Regions from separate parts of the Homo sapiens genome. Here region 2 is linked to region 1. A link is an interaction called in ENCODE POLR2A ChIA-PET data of the cell type or tissue named here. Cell type or tissue: Panc1. All regions are shown on one strand. Each heading gives the region's core, and the rest is flanking DNA. Links, peaks and the distances in the headings are about the cores only. Region 1 has its middle 340 kb from the start of LINC02403. Region 2 overlaps LRIG3-DT (LRIG3 divergent transcript).

Region 1 (10,279 bases), core at 832-8,831:
GGTAACCTCACATGTGAACATTTATCCAAAACAAACACTGAACATTCATTTGTGCTACTAAATGATTTTTAGAAAGAAAATCTTCCAGCAGGAGCCAAGTTCCTCCAACCTAGATTCATATCTGCCACGTATCATTCCCCGGGGCAGAATGTGGTCTAGTTCTCCCCTTTACTGTGGAAAACACCCTGTTGCTGATCCGTGCAACAGCTCTCAAAGATACTTTAATCATTTCCATCAAGGGCCAATGGTCCAGTTAAAAATTGGCTCAATATGTGCACAGTTGTAGCTGTCTTTTAACTGAGAGTTTCAGTTAGTATTCATAAATTTATGCATATACACATTAAAAATTCTTGGTTTCTGATTATCCAGTTATTCCCTTTCCTCTTCCCTAGGATGTTATTCAGAATGAGTTGTTACAGATACCGTTAGCCCAGGGAAGGACTGCAATTCTTTCAATGTCTAAATCCCCAAATCTAAGATTCATTTATGTATTATGAGCTTGCGGTTTAGCTTCATCTCTGCTGTAGGTGTACAGTACCTTCATTAACATAAATATTATAGCAGCATAAGCTCTATTGCCTTATTTAGTAGATGTTTTGTACGTTGTGTGTGCAGAATTGACATCATCCCAAATGCTATCAATGTCAAAATGACAGAAAAGGATGTAGAGCGTCCTAAAAATGGACACAATGAGTACCATTCGCTGTGTATTAGTTAGGTGTTGGTTGTAACAGAGACAAGATAGCAGTGGCTTAAATAAGACAGATATTTCTGTCCCATATAATCTTGGGGACAGGCTGGAGGCCGGGACTGACAGGTAGGACAATTAGCAGTCATTGCCACCATCTAAAATGGTCATTTATATTCCACTTAAAGGAGATGTTCATTCATTGTGCTGAATCAACACGAGTTAGTGTACAATGTATGGCCAGGTTTCCTGGTTCATGGTGGTGCAAGCTAAAATCACATAAAAAAATGAAAGCAAACAACAAATAAAACAACATATACCGGCATTAATAAGTTTGTTTGCTGCTGCTTATCTGTTTTCCTACCACACTAAATAAATTGTGAACTTATAAAATGCATGGTGATGAGTTAATTAATAAAGCTCAATAACACACAGGGCCAAATTAGCACTCTTAGGCTAAATGGGGCTCAAAGCAGTAATTACTAGAAATTTTTGAGTTGTGATAAAACCACTGACATATATAAACCTTTGAATTGTGTTATTAATCATATCATATGATAATTTTTAAAACCTACACATTCTATCATAAGTAGAATAAAACCTGTGAAAAGTTTTCAAGTGCAAAATTTAAATTTTGTTAATGATTTATTTAAAAAATACAAAATGTACATTTTAGGATTATTCTAGATGTAATTAAGGGTATAAACAGAATCTAAATATTTAAGATCAAATCTGTATAACAAATTAAACTAAGATTTTAAATCCCATCTATGACCAATGATTAGCAATGATCAGAATGATAGAGAATTTTAAAAAAGTGATTCACGGGCTCTACCCTTGGAGATTCTGATTTTGTGGATCTGGTGTAAGGCTTAGGAATGTAACTGCCCAGTGGGTTCACCTTGCCCGCTGCCCAGGCAGAGCCAATTTACCAAGACAGGGGAATTGCAATGGAGAAAGAGTAATTCATGCAAAGCCAGCTGTGTATGGGAGATCAGAGTTTTATCATTACTGCAGTCAGTCTCCCCAAGCATTGAGGATCAGAGTTTTTAAGGATAATTTGGCAGGTAGGGGCTCCGGAAGTGGGGAGTGCTGATTGGTTAGGTGGCAAATGGAATTATAGTGGGGTTGAAGTGAGTTTTTCTTGCTGTCTTCTGTTCCTGGGTGGGATCACAGAATTGGTTGAGCCAGATTATCAGTTTGGGTGGTGTCAGCTGATCCACTGAGCACAGGGTCTGCAAAATATCTCAAGCACTGATCTTAGGTTTTACAATAGTGATGTTATCCCCAGGAGCAATCTGGGGAGGTTCAGACCCTTGCTGCCTGGCCCCTAAACCGTAGTTTCCAATCTTGTAGCTAATTTGTTAGTCTTACAAAGGCAGACTGGTCCGCAGGCAAAACGGGGGTCTTTTTGGAAAAGGACTATTAACACTTTTGTTTCAGAGTCAAACTATAAACTAACTTCCTTCCCAAGGTTAATTTGGTGGACACCCAGGAATGAACAAGGACAGCTTAAAGCAAGATGGAGTTGGTTAGGTCTGACTTCTTTCACTGTCATAATATCCTCAGTTATAATTTTTGCAAAGTCAGTTTCAGGAGCTTGCATTTTTAAAAAGCTTTCCACATGATAGAAATCTCTGGTATAGGTAATTTATTCAGGAGCACAAATTTACATCAGAATAATGTCTGAGATATTTGAAATATTAGATGTTCTAGAAAGTGTTTTTAGATTCTTTCCATTAAAAAAACTCTGATATTGTTAGTATTTTGGCAAATAAAGTTCTTCTTGCTATTTAATGGCATTTATGAACCTGTGGCTAAAACAGATCACTTACAGATAGTAGATTCTTGTGTGGCTACTCCCACTATTTTTATTACATGGCTACAGAGCTATCTCATTATTCAATGCAATCAAACCTTATGTCAGTAAATGGAAATATGTGGATTTTAAAATAGAGGATTTTACTCCCCACACTCAGTCTAATGAAGCTAGCAGTTTAAAAATCCAAAAATTATAAAGTGAAATGCTCCTTCCTCTTCGGATGATATTCCTGAACTCCAATAGACAGTGTTGGGCCCAAGGTCGTTGTCCACCCAGTGGTTTGATGAAAAAATCACTGACATAAGGCAGATTGATTAGTTGGAGAAAAGACACACAAATTTATTTAATGTGTATGCATGGGAGCCTTCAGAATGAAGACCCAACCTCGCAATGAGGTACAGAAACTTGCAGAAAGAATGGGGGGTTGGATGGACAGAACAGGTTACAGGAAAGGGAGAAGAGGAATTCTACTAACCAGCAATAAATGATTACTAGGGAGAAGGACTGGATCCAGGGAAACAGAAATTAACTTGCAAATATTTCTGTTTGAAATTTAAATGATCCTTGGAGACAGTCATTATCTTATTGAAAAAAGGGGTTTGTTCAGGTGTAGTTTCATTCTTGGTCATCTTTTCTGTAATGGCCACAGAGGGGAACAAGAAAAATTGTTCTCCTTGGAGGTCTGGATCTTAGGCAGATAAAGGAACTTCAATGTCTAGGAGAGGTCATAGAGACCTTGAAGGTTTCTTCAGTGCAGCATGTCAAAAATGCCATATTTGGGGGTATTGTTTCTGAGCCCCAACAATAGCCTTTGTAGGAGAACAGAATATGCCACCCTAAAATATGCCTTTTTGGCATAAGGGTTATTTTGAACTAATTATTTTGAGAAATGGCAGACACATGAGAAACTCTGAAAACAGAGTTAAAGCTACCCTTTTTGCGAGGGAAATTAACATCTATACAAAAAATCTCAATTTGTAAAGCTATCTCTCTGTCTGTCTGTCTCTCTCTCTCTCTCTCTCTCTCTCTCCCTGCCCCCCAACCCCTAGCCAAGAAGAGATGTATGATTATAAATCATTTAAGACTCTTATCAATGGAGAAGGCACCCACTTAAATCTGCATAACAAACTTTTCTCTTATTTACTATGCTTTTCCCATACCATTCTTTCTTTCTTTCAGTGGTAGATTGTCTGTAAACCCAAGTCTAAACCATCTCTTTGAGATTTAGTGATTTCTCTAGATAGCTCCCATGTATACATGAGGTTACATGTTAATAAAATTGTGTGTTCTTTTCTTATCAATCTGTCTTTTGTTATAAGGGCCCATTCAACTAAAAACTATGAAAGTAAAGAGAAAATCCTTTTTCCTGTCCTACACCTTAAATAGGGAACATATGACTAAAAATATTCAGTCAAAAAGAATTTTTCTGAATTGATGCTGAGTTTCTGTCAAGAAAATTTGTGGATACCATACAAGGGAAAAAATGGGAACATAAAATTCTCACTTTCTGGTGCATAAAGCAGTGGGTTCATTTGTTAATATGGCTTTTAGTTTCATTATCAAAATTTGAACTTTTATGGTACATTAGCTGAGCTATTTCTAACATTCTTCTGAAAATGAGAAGATTCATGTCAAAAATTGGCTGTGACATATTTCTAATAAACAAATGGATAAGTGACTATCAGCTGCCTCTGCAATTCCTACTGACTTGAAAACTGCTTACTTTGAACCATTCAGGATAATTCTAGAAAGTTATAATGATTTTCTGGGAACATGCAAATAATGAAAGTCTGAGAAGTGATTACATTACCATAGTTTTACTCTGGAACTTGGCATAATGAAACTGAAACTTTTGTCAACAGTTAAAAATATTTGAGATTCGCTGAAGCAATCTAGTGCTAATGTCTGGAGTTGACTTTATAATTGAGACAATATGAGCCCTACTGAATGCAGTTATTGTGATAGAAAGCTAATCTAAAGAAAGTAGGAACACAATAGACTGCACACATTCTCAACCAGTTTCAATTTGGTATTTCAGTTTTAACAGTAAAGGTATCAGACTGCTGAATATTTTATTGTTGTGTAACCACCAAGGATACTGTGTAGACAGGTAAGATATTTTAATTTTCCCTCCTCTGGTGAATACAAGACCCATCAATGTCAGGAGTGGCACAGTGCAGCTATAAAGTAATATTTTCTTTTGCATTCCAACAGCAGAAAACATCTCTGGCTGCCAACAGTATCTGTATTTAAATTCTTCAGAATCACAGTTTCTTGTTCTTGCAAAGGACACACATTAGGGCCTGAATGGCCTTTGAAACTCATCTTATTTGTATTTGAGTGAGGGCTAAATTATATATCTTTTCCACACTAGGAAGAAAGAAAGTGGATTAAAGAAGAAAGATAGCTGTTTGAAATGCACAATGCCTTTACTAGGAACTAAAGGAATTGCATTCAATGGAAGCTGAATTTCAGACTAGTAAATGTGTTGGTAATCCTCTCTTTGTTTACTGAAAATGAATCACTTCTCAGTTTCTGAAAGGAAACAAAGAAATGTGCCCTGTGTTTGCAAAGGCTATAAATCCTCTAGTTGAGGCCATTTCAAGCTCACTGAGACTGCTGGTAAGGTTGAGTCATGCTTTCAAGAATGCATGGTGCAGTTTCAAAAAGAAAAAACAAAATGTGTTCCGAGTCAGCAGCGTTGCTGAGCAAACTGATGGTGAGTTTTCTGGAGAATCAGCCTTCAGCTCTGTGCCCACAGTCAGGTCACCCATTTATTCCTCAGAGTCAAATGGCAAATGTGTTCGTGCTGGTAAAGGTCAGTCAACACATTCAACTCTTACCCTTGGAGAGAAAGCTGGAAACCATCTTGGACACTTCTCATTGGCTTAGGAATGTCAGCTGAACTTGGAAACCTGCCCAGACTGTATTTTGCCATGACTGGCAGAGATAGGGTCTCCCACCAACTTCTCAGAACCACACTTGCAAAGATTAACTCTTTTGCACAGGAAACACCAACTTTCTATCTGGCCACATTGCTGCCTGAGACATGGCTTCTATTCTGAAGAGCTGCCAAGAGGGAGACTCTGTATGGCTGAATAGGAACAGCTCTGGTCTGCAGTTCCCAGTGAAATCAACACAGAAGGCCTGTGATTTCTGCATTTCCAACTGAGTGTAAACAAAGCTGCCAGGAAGTTCGAACTGGGCGGAGCCCACCGCAGCTCCACAAAGCCTCTGTAGCCACACTGCCTCTCTAGATTCCTCCTCTCTGGGCAGGGCATCTCTGAAAGAAAGGCAGCAGCCCCAGTCAGGGGCTTATAGATAAAACTCCCATCTCCCTGGGACAGAACACCTGGGGAAAGGGGCGGCTGTGGGCACAGCTTCAGCAGACTTAAACATTCCTGCCCATTGGCTCTAAAGAAAGCAGAGGATCTCTCAGCACAGCCCTTGAGCTCTGCTAAGGGACAGACTGCCTCCTCAAGTGGGTCCCTGACCCCCATGCCTCCTGACTGGGAGACATCTCCCAGCAGGGGTCGACAGACATCTCATACAGGAGAGCTCCAGCTGGCATCTTGTGGGTGCCCCTCTGGGGGACGAAGCTTCCAGAGGAAGGAACAGGCAGCAATCTTTGCTGTTTGGCAGCCTCTGCTAGTGATACCCAGGCAAACAGGGTCTGGAGTGGACCTCCAGCAAACTCCAGCAGACCTGTATCAGAGGGGCCTGTTAGAAGGAAAATTAACAAATAGAAAGGAATAGCATAAACATAAAGAAAAAGGACGTCCACACGGAAACCCCATCTGAAGGTCACTAACATGAAAAACCAAAGGTAGATAAAACCACGAAGATGAGGAAAAACCAGCACAAAAAGGGTGAAAATTCCAAAAAGCAGAACGCCTCTTCTCCTCCAAAGGATCACAACTCCTCACCAGCAAGGGGACAAAACTGGATGGAGAATGAGTCTGATGAATTGACAGAAGTAGGCTTCAGAAGGTGGGTAATAACAAATTCCTCCGAGCTAAAGGAGCATGTTCTAACCCAATGCAAAGAAGCTAAGAACCTTGAAAAAAGGTTAGAGGAATTGCTAACTAGAATAACCAGTTTAGAGAAAACATAAATGACCTGAAGGAGCTGAAAAACACAGCACAAGAACTTCGTGAAGCATACAAAGTATCAATAGCTGAATCAGTGAAGTGGGTGAAAGGATATCAGAGATTGAAGTTCAACTTAATGAAATAAAGTGTGAAGACAAGAATAGAGAAAAAAGAATAAAAAGGAATGAAGAAAGCCTCCAAGAAATATGGGACTTTGTGAAAAGACCAAACCTATGTTTGATTGGTGTACCTGAAAGTGACAAGGAGAATGGAACCAAGTTGGAAAGCACTCTTCAGGATATTATCCAGGAGAACTTCCCCAACCTAGGAAGACAGGCCAACATCCAAATTCAGGAAATACAGAGAACACCACAAGGATATTCCTTGAGAAGGGCAACCCAAAGACACATAATAGTCAGATTTGCCAAGTTTGAAATGAAGGAAAAAATATTAAGGGCAGCCAGAGAAAGGTCGGGTTACCACAAAAGGAAGCTCATCAGACTAACAGTGGATCTCTCTGCAGAAACCTAACAAGCTAGAAGAGAGTGGGGGCCAATATTCAACATTCTTATATAAAAGAATTTTTCAAGCCAGAATTTCATATCCAGCCAAACTAAGCTTCATAAGTGAAGGAGAAATGAAATCCTTTACAGACAGGCAAATGCTGAAAGATGTTGTCACCATCAGGCCTGCCTTACAAGAGCTCCTCTTGAAGGAAGCACTAAATATGCAAAGGAAAAACCCATACCAGCCACTGCAAAAACATACCAAATTGTAAAGATCATCAACACTATGAAGAAACTGCATCAACTAATGGGCAAAATAACCAGGTAGCATCATAATGACAGGATCAAATTCACACATAACAATATTACCCTTAAATGTGAATGGGCTAAATGCCCCAATTAAAAGACACAGACTGGCAAATTGGATAAAGAGTCAAGACCCATTGGTGTGCTGTATTCAGGAGACCCATCTCAAGTGCAAAGACACACATAGGATCAAAATAAAGGGATGGAGAAATATTTACCAAGCAAATGGAAAGCAAAAGAAAAAAAAACAGGAGTTTCAATCCTAGTCTCCGATAAGACAGACGTTAAATCAACAAAGATCAAAAAGACAAAGAAGGGCATTACATAATGGTAAAGGGATGAATTCAACAAGAAGAGCTAACTATCCTAAATATATATGTACCCAATACAGGAGCACCCAGATTTATAAAGCAAGTTCTTAGAGACCTACAAAGAGACTTAGACTCCCACACAATAATAGTGGGAGACTTTAACACCCCACTGTCAATAATAGAGCAACGAGACAGAAAATTAACAAGGATATTCAGGACTTGAACTCAGTTCTGGATCAAGCGGACCTGATAGACATCTATGGAACTCTCCACCCCAGATCAACAGAATATATATTCTTCTCAGTACAACATTGCACTTATTCTAAAATTGACCACATAAATGGAAATAAAACACTCCTCAGCAATGCAAAAGAATGTAAATAATAACAAACAGTCTCTCAGACCACAGTGCAATCAAATTAGAACTCAAGATTAAGAAACTCACTCAAAACCACACAACTACATGGAAACTGAATAACCTGCTCCTGAATGACTACTGGGTAAATAACAAAATTAAGGCAGAGATAAATAAGTTCTTTGAAACCAATGAGAACAAAGACACAACGTACCAGAATTTCTGGGACACATTTAAAGCAGTGTTTAGAAGGAAATTTATAGCACTAAATGCCCACAGGAGAAAGCAGGAAAGATCTAATTAAAAAAACTAGAGAAGCAAGAGCAAACAATTTCAAAATCTAGCAGAAGACAAGAAATAACTAAGATCAGAGCAGAACTGAAGGAGATAGAGATATGAAAAACCTTTCAAAAAATCAGTGAATCCAGGAGCTGATTTTTTGAAAAGATTAACAAAATAGATAGACCGCTAGCCAGACTAATAAAGAAGAAAAGAGAGAAGAATCAAATAGATGCAATAAAAAATGATACAGGGGAGATCATCTCTGATCCCACAGAAATACAAACTACCATCAGAGAATACTATAAACACCTATATGCAAATAAACTGAAAATCTAGAAGAAATGGATAAATTCCTGGACACAACACACCCTCCCAAGACTAAACCAGGAAGAAGTTAAATACCTGAATAGACCAATAACAAGTTCTGAAATAGAGGCAGTAATTAATAGCCTACCAACCAATAAAGCCTAGGACCAGACGGATTCACAGCCAACTTCTGCCAGAGGTACAAAGAGGAGCTGGTACCATTACTTCTGAAACTATTTCAAACAATAGAAAAAGAGGGACTCCTCCCTAACTCATTTTATGAGGCCAGCATCATCCTGATATCAAAACCTGGCAGAGACACAACAAAAAAAGAAAATTTCAGGCTGATATCCCTGATGAACATCAATGTGAAAATTCTCCATAAAATACTGGCAAACCAAATCCAGCAGCCTATCAAAAAGCTTATGCACCACGATCAAGTCGGCCTCATCCCTGGGATGCAAGGCTGGTACAGCATATGCAAATCAATAAACATAATCCATCACATAAACAGAACCAATAACGAAAACCACATGATTATCTCAATAGATGCAGAAGAGGCCTTCGATAAAATTCAACACCGCTTCATGCTAAAAACTCAATAAATTAGATATTGATGGAATGTATCTAAAAATAATAAGAGCCATTTATGACAAATCCACAGCCAATATAATAATGGGCAAAAGCTGGAAGCATTCCATTTGAAAACTGGCACAGGACAAGGATGCCCTCTCTCACCACTCCTATTCAACATGGTATTGGAAGTTCTGGCCAGGGCAATCAGGCAAGAGAAGAAATGAATGGTATTCAAATAGGAAGAGAGGAAGTCAAATTGTCTCTGTTTGCAGATGACATGATTGTATATTTAAAAAACCCCATTGTCTCAGCCCAAAATTTCCTTAAGCTGATAAGCAACTTCAGCAAAGTCTCAGGATACAAAATCAATGTACAAAAATCACAAGCAGTCCTATACACCAATAATAGACAAACAAAGGGCCAAATCATGAGTGAACTCCCATTCACAATTGCTACAATGAGAATAAAATACCTAGGAATCCAACTTACAAGGGATGTGAAGGACCTCTTCAAGGAGAACTGCAAACCACTACTCAAGGAAATAAGAGAGGACACAAATGGATAAACATTCCATGCTCATGGGTAGGAAGAATCAATATTGTGAAAATGGCCATACTTCCCAAAGTAATTTATAGATTCAGTGCTATCCTTATCAAGCTACCATTGATTTTCTCCACAGAATTAGAAAAAACTACGTTAAATTTCATATGGAACCAAAAAAGGGCCCGTATAGCCAAGACAATCCTAAGCAAAAAGAACAAAGCTGGAGGCATTACGCTACCTGACTTCGAACTATACTAAAAGGCTACAGTAACCAAAACACCATGGTACTGGTACCAAAACAGATATATAGACCAATGGAACAGAATAGAGGCCTCAAAAATAACACCACACATCTACAACCATCTGATCTTTGACAAACCTGACAAAAACAAACAATGGGGAAAGGATTCCCTATTTAATAAATGGTGTTAGGAATACTGGCTAGCCATATGCAGGAAACTGAAACTGGACCCCTTCCTTATGCCTTATACAA
Region 2 (10,279 bases), core at 1,529-9,528, 620 kb after region 1:
TTGATAGTGAGGTTTAGTCTTGGCTCTCGTCACCAAGCACAGGTGAGTTCTTGATTTTCTACAACACCCTGCCAGGATTTCAGAGAGGAATAATGAAGGCTGTTATTTCACTGGCTCTGCTAAGTCACTGAATGTTTATGAGAGGATTTTAATGAAATCAGTCTGGTTGTAGAGTAAAAGGAAAGACTCAGGAAAGAAACAGATAGATTAAGGTCCAAGAGAAGTGCAGTTGTTTAGGGAAGAGGTCACAGAGCTAGGGTGGAGCAGTTGAAATAATTATAATTTTTGGATGATAACTATCATTTCTCACTAGGTTATTTCTTGAGGTTCTCTGGTTTTCTAGTGCCTAGAATAGTGTTCAGGAACCTTGAATGGACTATTTAATGAATGAGTGAGTAAACGCTAAAGTTAGTGGCCCTTCAGAAGGAAGTGTAAATGAAAAAAAAAAATACTTTTGTGTGTCCTTTATAGAACTTTTGTGGCTCCTTCAAAGGAGAAATGTTGAGTTTGAAGGAGAAATGTTAAGTTAGTTTGGACCTACTGGGTTTGATATAGAGCAGTGTATTCTACGTGGATTTCTCAATCAGGCCATTGGAATGTGGACCTGGAGCTGTGAGAAAGGTTAGGACTACAGATTTATAGATCTTGAAAAAAAAATCAGAAATATGGTGCCAGTGATTTTAAAGCTCTACACAGGGCTCTTCACATAACTAGCAAAATGAAAGCTGGTCCTTCTCTCAGCAAAGTGGACTGTGCCCTCCACTGAATATTTAGAACTTTCCTGTCTTAGATGCTGATCTCTCTTTCTGTGTTTTTTGTTTTGTTTTTGGGTTTTTGTTGTAGTGTTTTTCAGCACACATGCGAAAGTTCAGTAATCTTAACTCAGCGGTCATAGCTAAATCTGAAACTGAATAATGTATGGGTGTGGTGCTGTTTACTGGAACAAGTGGTTTATTTTATTGCCTAAATTTCAAATCCTTTAATATGTTTCCTAAGAAGTCATCTGATTTGGAAAATTATTGCAAAAATAAAACTGAAGAACAAGAACTAAACCTATGTCAGCCAGTTGAAGTGAATTATTCTGTATCTGTTTTTCTAGAATACATTTACTAATAGGAAATCAGTGTCTACCAATCTATACTAAATAAGTGTTGAACAAATATTTAAGTTATTAGTTTGAAGATGTGCTAGCATTGTAGCCTGCATGCCTGAGTCCTGCTCTTGATAGGGAGAAAAGAAAGAAAGAAAGAAGTGAATGAAATGAATAGTAGCCCACAAAGGAAGTTCAAGGAAAGGACTGTTTTTATGTTTTTTGAAGATGGGAGACCTCACATCAGCAAACAGCATTACAGCTATTGTCACATCCCAGATGTTTATTGTGTGGAATTAATGGCAGCAATGAGTGGAAGTGTTTTAGGCTTACTTTAACGTCACAACCCCCAGACTATGGATAAGCTGAGAGGCTTCACAGATCATCCTTTGAGAACCACCAGTCTGATGGCATCAACATTGACCTTGATGTCAAGGGACTCGCATTCTTGTTATGGTTCTGTCTGTGGCTAACCATATGTCCTGGGGAAAGTCATTTAGCGTCTGCTTTGGTTTCCTGTCTGAATACCTGACCCTTCCTGCTTTATGGGGATGTTGCAAAATGAGTAGAGAGAGGGTATGAGAGAATGCTTTGTATTCTTATAATAAAGGTGCTCTGTGATTCTAAAGGATTATTATTAATTCATCCAGAATAAAGAGTATAAACTAAGCTGAACAATAAATAGACCTGATGAAAGTGCTCACAGTTTCCTGCTTTGCATAACACACATCTCTGCCTTGGCTGCTGTTAGCACCAAATGATTCCAGCTACTTGTTCCAAATGTTTAATCAGTGATTTTCTGTGATGGCACATTTGGTAATGTTTAAAAGAATGTGCATAAAGATGAAACAAATGTTATCTGGGACAAGTTGATCCAAGGATAGGAGTTTTATAATTAAGAACAGTATTTTACGCACCACCACCACCACAAGCACCCAAACAACTGATTAAACGATGGAACAGTAACCAAGTGCAACCTGATGTTGGATTAAGATTAGCTCCATAAACAGCCAGCAGCAACATGTTAGCCTACAAAGGACTGAAGAATCTTGTGGCAAATCTTTAATTTGTGGCTAATGACTTAATCGATCTCATGCAATTTCAAAGTCAGAAAAATTTGAGGAAACAAATATATGAGAGGTTGAAGACCCAAAAATACAAGCCTTGCAACTTAAACCCTCAGCAGTTAAATTTATATTTAACAGTGATTAAGTATTGGGATCATATAAGGGGCCATAATTTCATCAGGAGGCATGAAAATGGCTATGTTCACTTTTTTAACTGAACTAAGCAGATTTAATGTTTTCCTAAGAAAGGATGCGAAATTCAACTGTTAGCAAGTCACAGATTATTCTAGTTGGCTTATGGTGGACTAAATAGAAACTTATTTTTAAGGGAGTGAATAAAAACATTTTTATTGGATACTTTCTATACTATCCCTGAATCTAAAAGTTTGTGATTTATAGGTTAACTATCCAAATTATATAAATATGAAAATTTTCTCCCTAAACTAGTTCATTAAAGAGTTAAAATGAAATTAACAATCTGACTCCTGCCTTCAGTTTAGCTTCATCTCCAGCTGCTCCTAAGAAGCCCAGCCATCAAGCCAACTGTGACAAGGTTTCTGAAGCTGCCGTGATTTTATAGGGGGTTGCCTCTGCCTGGAATGCCCTTTTCTTCCCCTGTCTGGCTAACTCCTGCTCAGGCTTAGAGAATCAAATCATCATTGCTTCATCTGTGAAGACCTCCACAAGCCCACTCTCACCATCTCTGCTGCATCACAAATGAGGTCTGTCCTCTTCCTTTATGTTCCCAGAGCTTTATACATTTGTCTTTATTTTACCCTGTATTGACTTTTCTAAACTTGCCTAGCCTCCCAACCCTATAAAGCTAGAGATCAATAAGCTATATTTTCAGTTTTTGATCAACCTTCTTCTCTGTCTCTATCACACACAGTTTCCTTCTGCAATTTTCATCTCACTTTCTTCTAGATCTACCCAGTATTGCAGACTTTGGGCTTGTTTCTTCACCTTAGTGTTCAATTTAGCCTTTGAATCACTTGATGCATTTAACTCAATTTCACTCTGAAGTGGATCTTTCTGCTTCAGTCCACCTTCATTGTGATTTCCTAGTCTAGCCTGAACTCTCACCTCTAGCACCTAAATCTACCTTGGATCTACTCGAATCCCAGTAGGATAGGGATGGAGGTAGAAAAGGCAGCTAAGGCATAGCTATAATAGCTAGTTACTTGTCTGTCTTCTCCAATTGACTACAAGTTCTTTGAGGGCAGGACTTTTGTTATTTTAATCTTGGCATCTAGAGGATCTGGCACAGTTCCTAGTACATCGTAAATGCTTGATAAATATTTATAGAATATATACAATTTATGTATTTTTAAAATTACTAAAAGGGAAATAAAATTTATTTATTTGCCACTTATTAATTTTAAAATAAATACATAAGAATTATTTGTTTTATTAAATAAATAAATAAGCTTCATTTATTTGCCATTTATTAAATGACAAACTTGGAGCATGGTATTACTTTGATATTTTAATCACTCCATTAGGAAATGTATTCTTCAACCAGGACAAAGTACGTTTATTTACAAGGAAGCCAGATGAAAGTATATAGATATATTGGTCCAAATGAAGCCCTCCTCTTTCTTCTCTCTGTTCTTTGCCAATGCAGGGGCATTTGATAGCTCTGAGAAACCTACTTTGAAAGCCTACTAGTTATCTAGCAGACTGATTTTCCTGTTTTTTAGTTCTTTATTTGTAACCTGTCACCATCTAGAATGGGGAACTCCAACATGAAGGCTGGCCTCTGGTTTACTTGCTGAGGAGACTAGAATCTGGCCCACAAATTCAGATCCTTCGCTGGCTTACTATTCCCTGTGAACTAAGTTCCTAGATAGCAGTGTCCACCATGCTGATCACTTATATCCCCAGCATTAAGCACAATGTCTATAACACAGTAGATGCTCAATATATGTATTTGTTGAAAGAGTTAATGATAACCTCCAGGGCTCTTGTTTGCCAAACATCTCCTGCTCTGGGTCCTTTGTCATCGGCCATACCCAGCCACTGGGAGACCACTATTCCACTAGGCAAACATTGCATCCTGCACATGCACGCAGACCATCTCTGAACTTTGTATGCTGTATCTGGTGCATCTGGCTGTGCTTTCTGAGCCGATTTCTATAGTCAGTGCTCTCAGTACTGGTTCCCTCTAATGTTCTGGGTTCAAATCACAGGCTACCTATCTCTTTGTTCCCCAAGCCCAAAGTGGTTCATTAACATCTCTTGTCTGTGATACTCTTTTTGATACTGAACATCTCTTAGCACCCAACTGGCCCACCAATGCTGGCTGAATGGAATTAAATTTAAATTTGCATGGCTGCGTGCTCCTCTCCCTGTGTTCTCAGGGACGGTGCTCAGAGGCCCTCTGATGAGATGGGAGAAGAACCTGTCATGGGCTAGGTTCAGGCCTCTGCATGCTGCTTGTGCAATCTTACAGATTCTTCATAAGCTTTGGGATAGGCCAGTTCAACAGGAACCCATGTCCTTAATAGGAAGTTATGAATTTTAACTAAGGTTAAGATTAAATTAATAATACATTAAACCAGATCTGCTTCCTAATTATCATTCTAGGTTGAAGCAAGTTTTTAGAAGTGAGGCAAAGTCAATGATTTCATTCAGATTTTGGATAGCCAGAATTCCAGGAGACCCAGACTCTTCCCTCCCACCTCCCTTCCAAGTCACTCCCTGCTGAAATAAGCCATGGCGGGAAAAGTTGTATTGTCTGTTTTGATATAATTTTTAGATCTCTTCTTCCTAAGTTCATTAAAGCTTTTTTTCCCCCTCCTGTAACAGTACGTTGTTAGCCTTGGGGTTCTGGCCAAGTTCCAATTTGAGCAATTAATTTTATTTCAGTGCTCAGCCCTCCCTGAAGTTTCAGACAGGAAAGGTGCGTTCTTTGTCTTCCTCAGCAAGTCACTCCTGATGGTGAAGCAGCTGTTGCTGCCTTCCCAGAGGAGAGAAGGTTGAGAATTGGTGAGAAAGCTTCCTGGCTCTTTGAGGGAGCTGCTTGCAGAGTGATCTGGGACAAAAGGCATCCTTGGGAATGTGAGGCTTTTTTTCTTTTTTTTTTTTTTTTTAACTACAGCAGTCTCCAAGCCATCCATCACTCCTCTTTTGAACCACTGGCTTAGCACAGAACAAAATGGGAAGTGATTGTGTTTTCTTGAAGAGCTGTTTCTGAATGTGATGGCTTCCTTTGAAGCCCAGTCAAAGGGATGTTTTTATTTTGTTTTTGTTTTCCTGAAATCCCACCAGTTTCCCTCACCTCCTACAAGACCTCACACCACAGCCTACCATCATGCCTGATACCTAAGTAGCTGCCTTCACAGCTAACAAAAGACAAAGAAAACACAGATGCAGATTATTCTAAAGGAGTAAGTTAAAGAAATGAAAGGGGCTTCCTTTTTAAGTTCAAATAGCAAAAGCAACTAATATACTTTGGAAAGCACACGCGATAACACAACACCCAAATTCACTTGGAGAGGTTCCCTGTGACATGCTCTAACAAGTCAGAAATTCAGTAAGTGTAGTTATATCCTGCAAGTGATTTTGAAAAGGTGTAGAGAATAACCCTTTCTAGATGCATACTCTATGTTTTACTTGGCCCAGACAACAGTGTTTGATGGAATGATAATTGGATGTTGATGAAAAACATCAATCATCATTGCATTGTGACTTGAGTTATATTTGTTTAATGTTAAACTTTCAGTTGTGAAATAAACCATTCCGGCTGGGGAACAGATGATTTTGTTTCTAAAACTTCATTCTTTCACTTATTAGGCAAGAGTGAGTCATTCCTTATAACAACTGGGCTTATTGAAAATTCCAGAATTACTCACACAGGTTTGAAGCATTTTTCATGTAAAGAAAACATCCTTTTTTTTTTTTGGTTGCTGACTGTAACTATCCTTTCTAAAGCTCATGGTTCTGGTACAGCCCTATTGCTAATACTGTTATTGTCCAGGCATGCTTTATGTATATTTGTATTCTTCCAAAACAGGTCATCTATACTGTTCTGGGATCAACTACCTTTGTATTCATTTCTTAGTGGCCAATGTCAGCCTCACAAACATACATCTCTACATGCAAACAACTGGTTGCACTCAGCTCCCTCCCAGGTTTAGCCACAATGTAGGAGAAACACTATCTCCTCACCATTTCATTCTTTCCCTTCCTGAGTCATTCCCTGTGGGGAAGCACCAACAAATCCTCACTCTTGTTTTCACCAATTACAAGTCAGTTAACGTTTTATCCCATAGATCACTCTCACATATAAACACTCTGCCTTTGTCAGTTGGTTCTGGATTCCCTACCATGTCCTTACTCCTTTTCCACCATCCAGGGAAATCATTATCTCCATCATTCTATTCACTGCATCATCAGGGATCTTATCTCAGCCTGAAAGTATAAATCTGTTCTTAAATATCTCCCTCACCAGACTGTAAGCAACAAGAGTGAAGTGTTCCCATCTTCATTTGCTCACTGCATAATTTTTTTTCCCTTTTTCCAGTGCCCAGCCTGGAAAATGATAATATTTATTAGATAAAAAAACCACTAGAAAAGCTTCAGGGACTTTTAACTTTCATTACGAAATATACCTTTCTTTCAAGCACCAATAATCAAGATGTTTAAGTTGCATGTAGGAACACAACTTTAATTCCTCATTTATTTAATTTTTTATTTCCTATGTTGCATTAATTAGACATGTGGCAACAATATGATTTCTTTTATTTTTTTTTCATTGAGATAGACATATTTCTGTTACATAGTGTGGCTGTCTTGGTTTTTGTGAACTACTTGGAATGTAACTACAGTCTCTAACATCATTTTAGTGTTGAAAGGAGACTTATTGAGTCGGGCATCATGCTAAGTACTTTTGCACATTTTAATCTATTTCATCCTCACAATAGCTATGTAAGGTTAATATTTTTTATGATCATTTTACAGAAAAAGAAATTGAGGATTGGAGCGGTCAAGTGGCTTGCCAAGGTCACACAGCTAGTTAATAAAGTTGTCAGGAAGATCTGCATGACTTTAAAGCCCATGCTTTCCCTGTTATATGACCTGAATTTTAAATACATGTTTTGAGAACAAGCAAAAAAGACATCCTAATTAAGTTCATTTTGGATTAGTGGGATCAACCTTCTAATGAAGCAAACAATAAAAGCTGCACAGCTCGGTCAACAGTTGAACTAAAACTTTTGTTCACCAGATTGACCATTAGTTTGCACTGACCAAATTAAATATAATGTAGTGTGGAAGTATTAATAGCTACAGCCATGTTTAACCAAAAATATGACAGTCTATTATAAGTTTGTCAATTGAAACCAAAAATGTAAACTTTATGATGTCGAAGGTCAAAGGCTGGGGCTAAGGGTGTCAGATGTCTGAGAGAGTCTCTAGAACCACAGAGAACAGAGTCCCTGTTTAATATTAATATTATCCAGTAATGACCCTAAGTATTAGACAATGGGAAATGTGTCGAAAAATATGGAAGTCACATGAAGGCAATTTAGCTACTCCAACTAAATTGAATCATTTCTGCAGAGTGGTAATTTTGATGGAATACCAATCATACAATGGGTCTCATCCCACAATACGTTAAAAGTGCTGCCTGACAGTTTTCAAATAGAAAGTTAAGTACCATTCTGCTCCTGAATGCAGTCTAAATTTTAATACCTTAAAAAGCAAAAAGCAAAAATACAGGTGTGGTAAGCAAGAATACTTTTTGTGGGGGTGGGACTGCATGACACAAGATGTTTAATAATTAAGTTGATTGGATTTTGCAACTTCCCATAAGGTATTTTGGCACTGTGCACTAATCATTACACACAGAATGTATTTGTTTAGAGAAAACAGCTCACAGATTCATTTCTTTATTTAGGTATGTACCGAGAAACATTTTGAATGGTCAAACTAAGACTTTATTTACATAGTTATATAATTTTCTTTCATCTTGGGATTTCAAAGAGCTTTGTGATGTTGCGTTTCGAGTTGATTAAGCCTCACAGCTTCACTAAACACTGTATTATAATATTACAGATGAACAGAAGAGGCAGAATTTCAGTTTCTTGGGTGGATTTTCTTTATGTTTGAAATTAGCTAATGAAGAATGCATGATGCTACATATAAAGATTTTCGTTTTTTTTTCTAAGATACAGTTTTTGCTTTGGGATAATTTTAGATTTAGAAAATGTTGCAAAAATAGTACATAGTTTTAATACATTTTACCCAGTTTCTCCTAATGTTAACACCTTATAGAATTGTGCATAATTCCTCATTTATTTAATTTTTTGGGTGCATTACTACTAAATGGGTACATTACTACTAAATATGCTACTGACTTTATTTGGATTTCACCAGTTTTTCCATTAATGTCTTTTTTGTGTTCTGGGATCCAACCCAGGATTTCACCTTGCATTTAGTCCTCACATCTTCTCAGTCACCTTGGGTCTGTGACAGTGTCTGAGACTTTCTTTATTTTCATGATCTTGGTAGTTTTGAAGAATACTGGTCAGATATTTAGAAGAATGCCCCCCAATTTGGGTTTGTCTCATGTTTTTCTCATGGTCAGATTGGGGTCATGGAGTTTTATGAAGTACTGTGACCTACCACCACTGGCGACGTTAACCTTGATTGCTTGTTTCATGTAGTGTTTTTCAGGTCTTTTCACTGTAAAGTTTTTCTCCTTTCCCCACTGTATACTTTGTAAGAGGGTCACTAAGTCCTAAATGCAGCCCAGACTCAAGACAGGAGAGATGATTAAACCGGCATAGGGAGTATCTACATATCTTAATCGGAATCCTTTCATAAAAGACATTTGTCCCTTCCTTTTTTATTTTACTAATTTATATCAGGATAGACTCATTTATATTTATTTTATATTTTGGGTTATAATCTAATACCACATTTTTATTTTATTGCTCAAATTGTTGTATATTTGACTATTGGAAGCTCTTTCAAAATGGCTTCTATGTAAAAGCTTGTTTTTGAAGTATTTATTCTTTTAAAAAGTCTACTCCAGTTTATTGTTATGCACGCATACATTCCACCAATATTCGGGGGAGGGGCAGGGTTTACAATGCCAAAAGTAATGTGCCAAGAAAATATCAACCTATATTTACTGAACTTGTATTATTTGCCAGGTGTTTATAGACATTATCTCAATTAATCTTTAAAGCAGTCCTAGAAAGTATAATACATTCCTTTAAGACATGAGATAACTGAGGTTTGGACATTCTAACCAGGCTCCCAATTAGTAAGTAGCAGAGAATTTTAAAGGTATTTTATCCTTTGTAGATAATAAACAGCATTTCTAATGGAAGGTGGTATATTTTAAGAGATTTAAGAATATGATAATTAAGAGGAAGTGTAGTGGGAAAGCATATCTTGGCATCAAACAAACCTAGGTCCTCTCAGTTGTTAGAAATTTCCAGTTTCCCTCATCCCCACCGTGATTCCTGGTATACTTTTCCAGCATCTGGTTATACTAACCACAAAAAATAGGTTACACATATCTATTTGGTTTACGGTTGTATAAATTCATTTTTGTCTTATGCCCCTATTTTTGTTTTATACCTGTATTTAAAAATATATATTTTAGCTACTGCTTTTCAAATGTAGTTTACTACAGGGCATTGAAATTTGCCAGCATCTGCTTCTCTGTTCCTAAGAATGTCCTATGCCCGCATTAGCCATCGAATGGTCGTGCATAACTCATGAGTTTCTTGAGAAGAGTTAGGATAATAATCAATTTGCCATCTCCATTTAGCACAGCCACCCTTACCACACAGTATACACACACATACACACAAACACAGGCCTGCAAACACAATTGCAAATGAAGCTCTATTTTGGCAAAAGCAGACAGCAGAGTTATGGGGGGAAGGTCGAACCCTAGAAGTAAGAATTGATGGGCAAAAAGTATTATGCATAAATAAAGGATGCTTAATTAATATTTTGTTTGTTCCGGAGTATGAGAAAAACATGGCTTATATTAAAGCAAAAGGGATTTCAGTTGGATGTAAATAAATAAAGAAGAATCACTTACAAAACTGGGAAATTGGAATATAAAGCCCTCACAGTAAGAAAATAAACTAGCCTTGAT

Evidence for each region. Peaks named below come from ENCODE experiments on the same cell type or tissue, not always from the same donor. Only the 100,000 strongest peaks of a DNase experiment are listed, where the experiment ranks them.
Region 2: POLR2A ChIA-PET joins it to region 1 with 11 read pairs; 5 of 35 experiments call an interaction of 5 or more read pairs at or near these places.

What each region holds. Positions count from the first base shown.
Region 1 is chr12:58,420,548-58,430,826 of GRCh38, forward strand. No RefSeq gene overlaps it. Among named protein-coding and RNA genes, the nearest start is that of LINC02403, 340 kb to the left of the region's middle. RefSeq lists enhancers at 4,535-5,482, 5,487-5,566, 5,747-5,866. In Panc1, for the core only: no CTCF peak of the experiment used is centred there; a DNase peak (open chromatin) is centred at 5,204; H3K4me3 peaks cover 986 bases; H3K27ac peaks cover 5,819 bases.
Region 2 is chr12:59,035,638-59,045,916 of GRCh38, forward strand. All of the region lies in intron 2 of LRIG3-DT (LRIG3 divergent transcript), which reads left to right. Among named protein-coding and RNA genes, the nearest start is that of LRIG3-DT, 120 kb to the left of the region's middle. In Panc1, for the core only: no CTCF peak of the experiment used is centred there; DNase peaks (open chromatin) are centred at 5,676, 6,134, 6,154 and 6,384.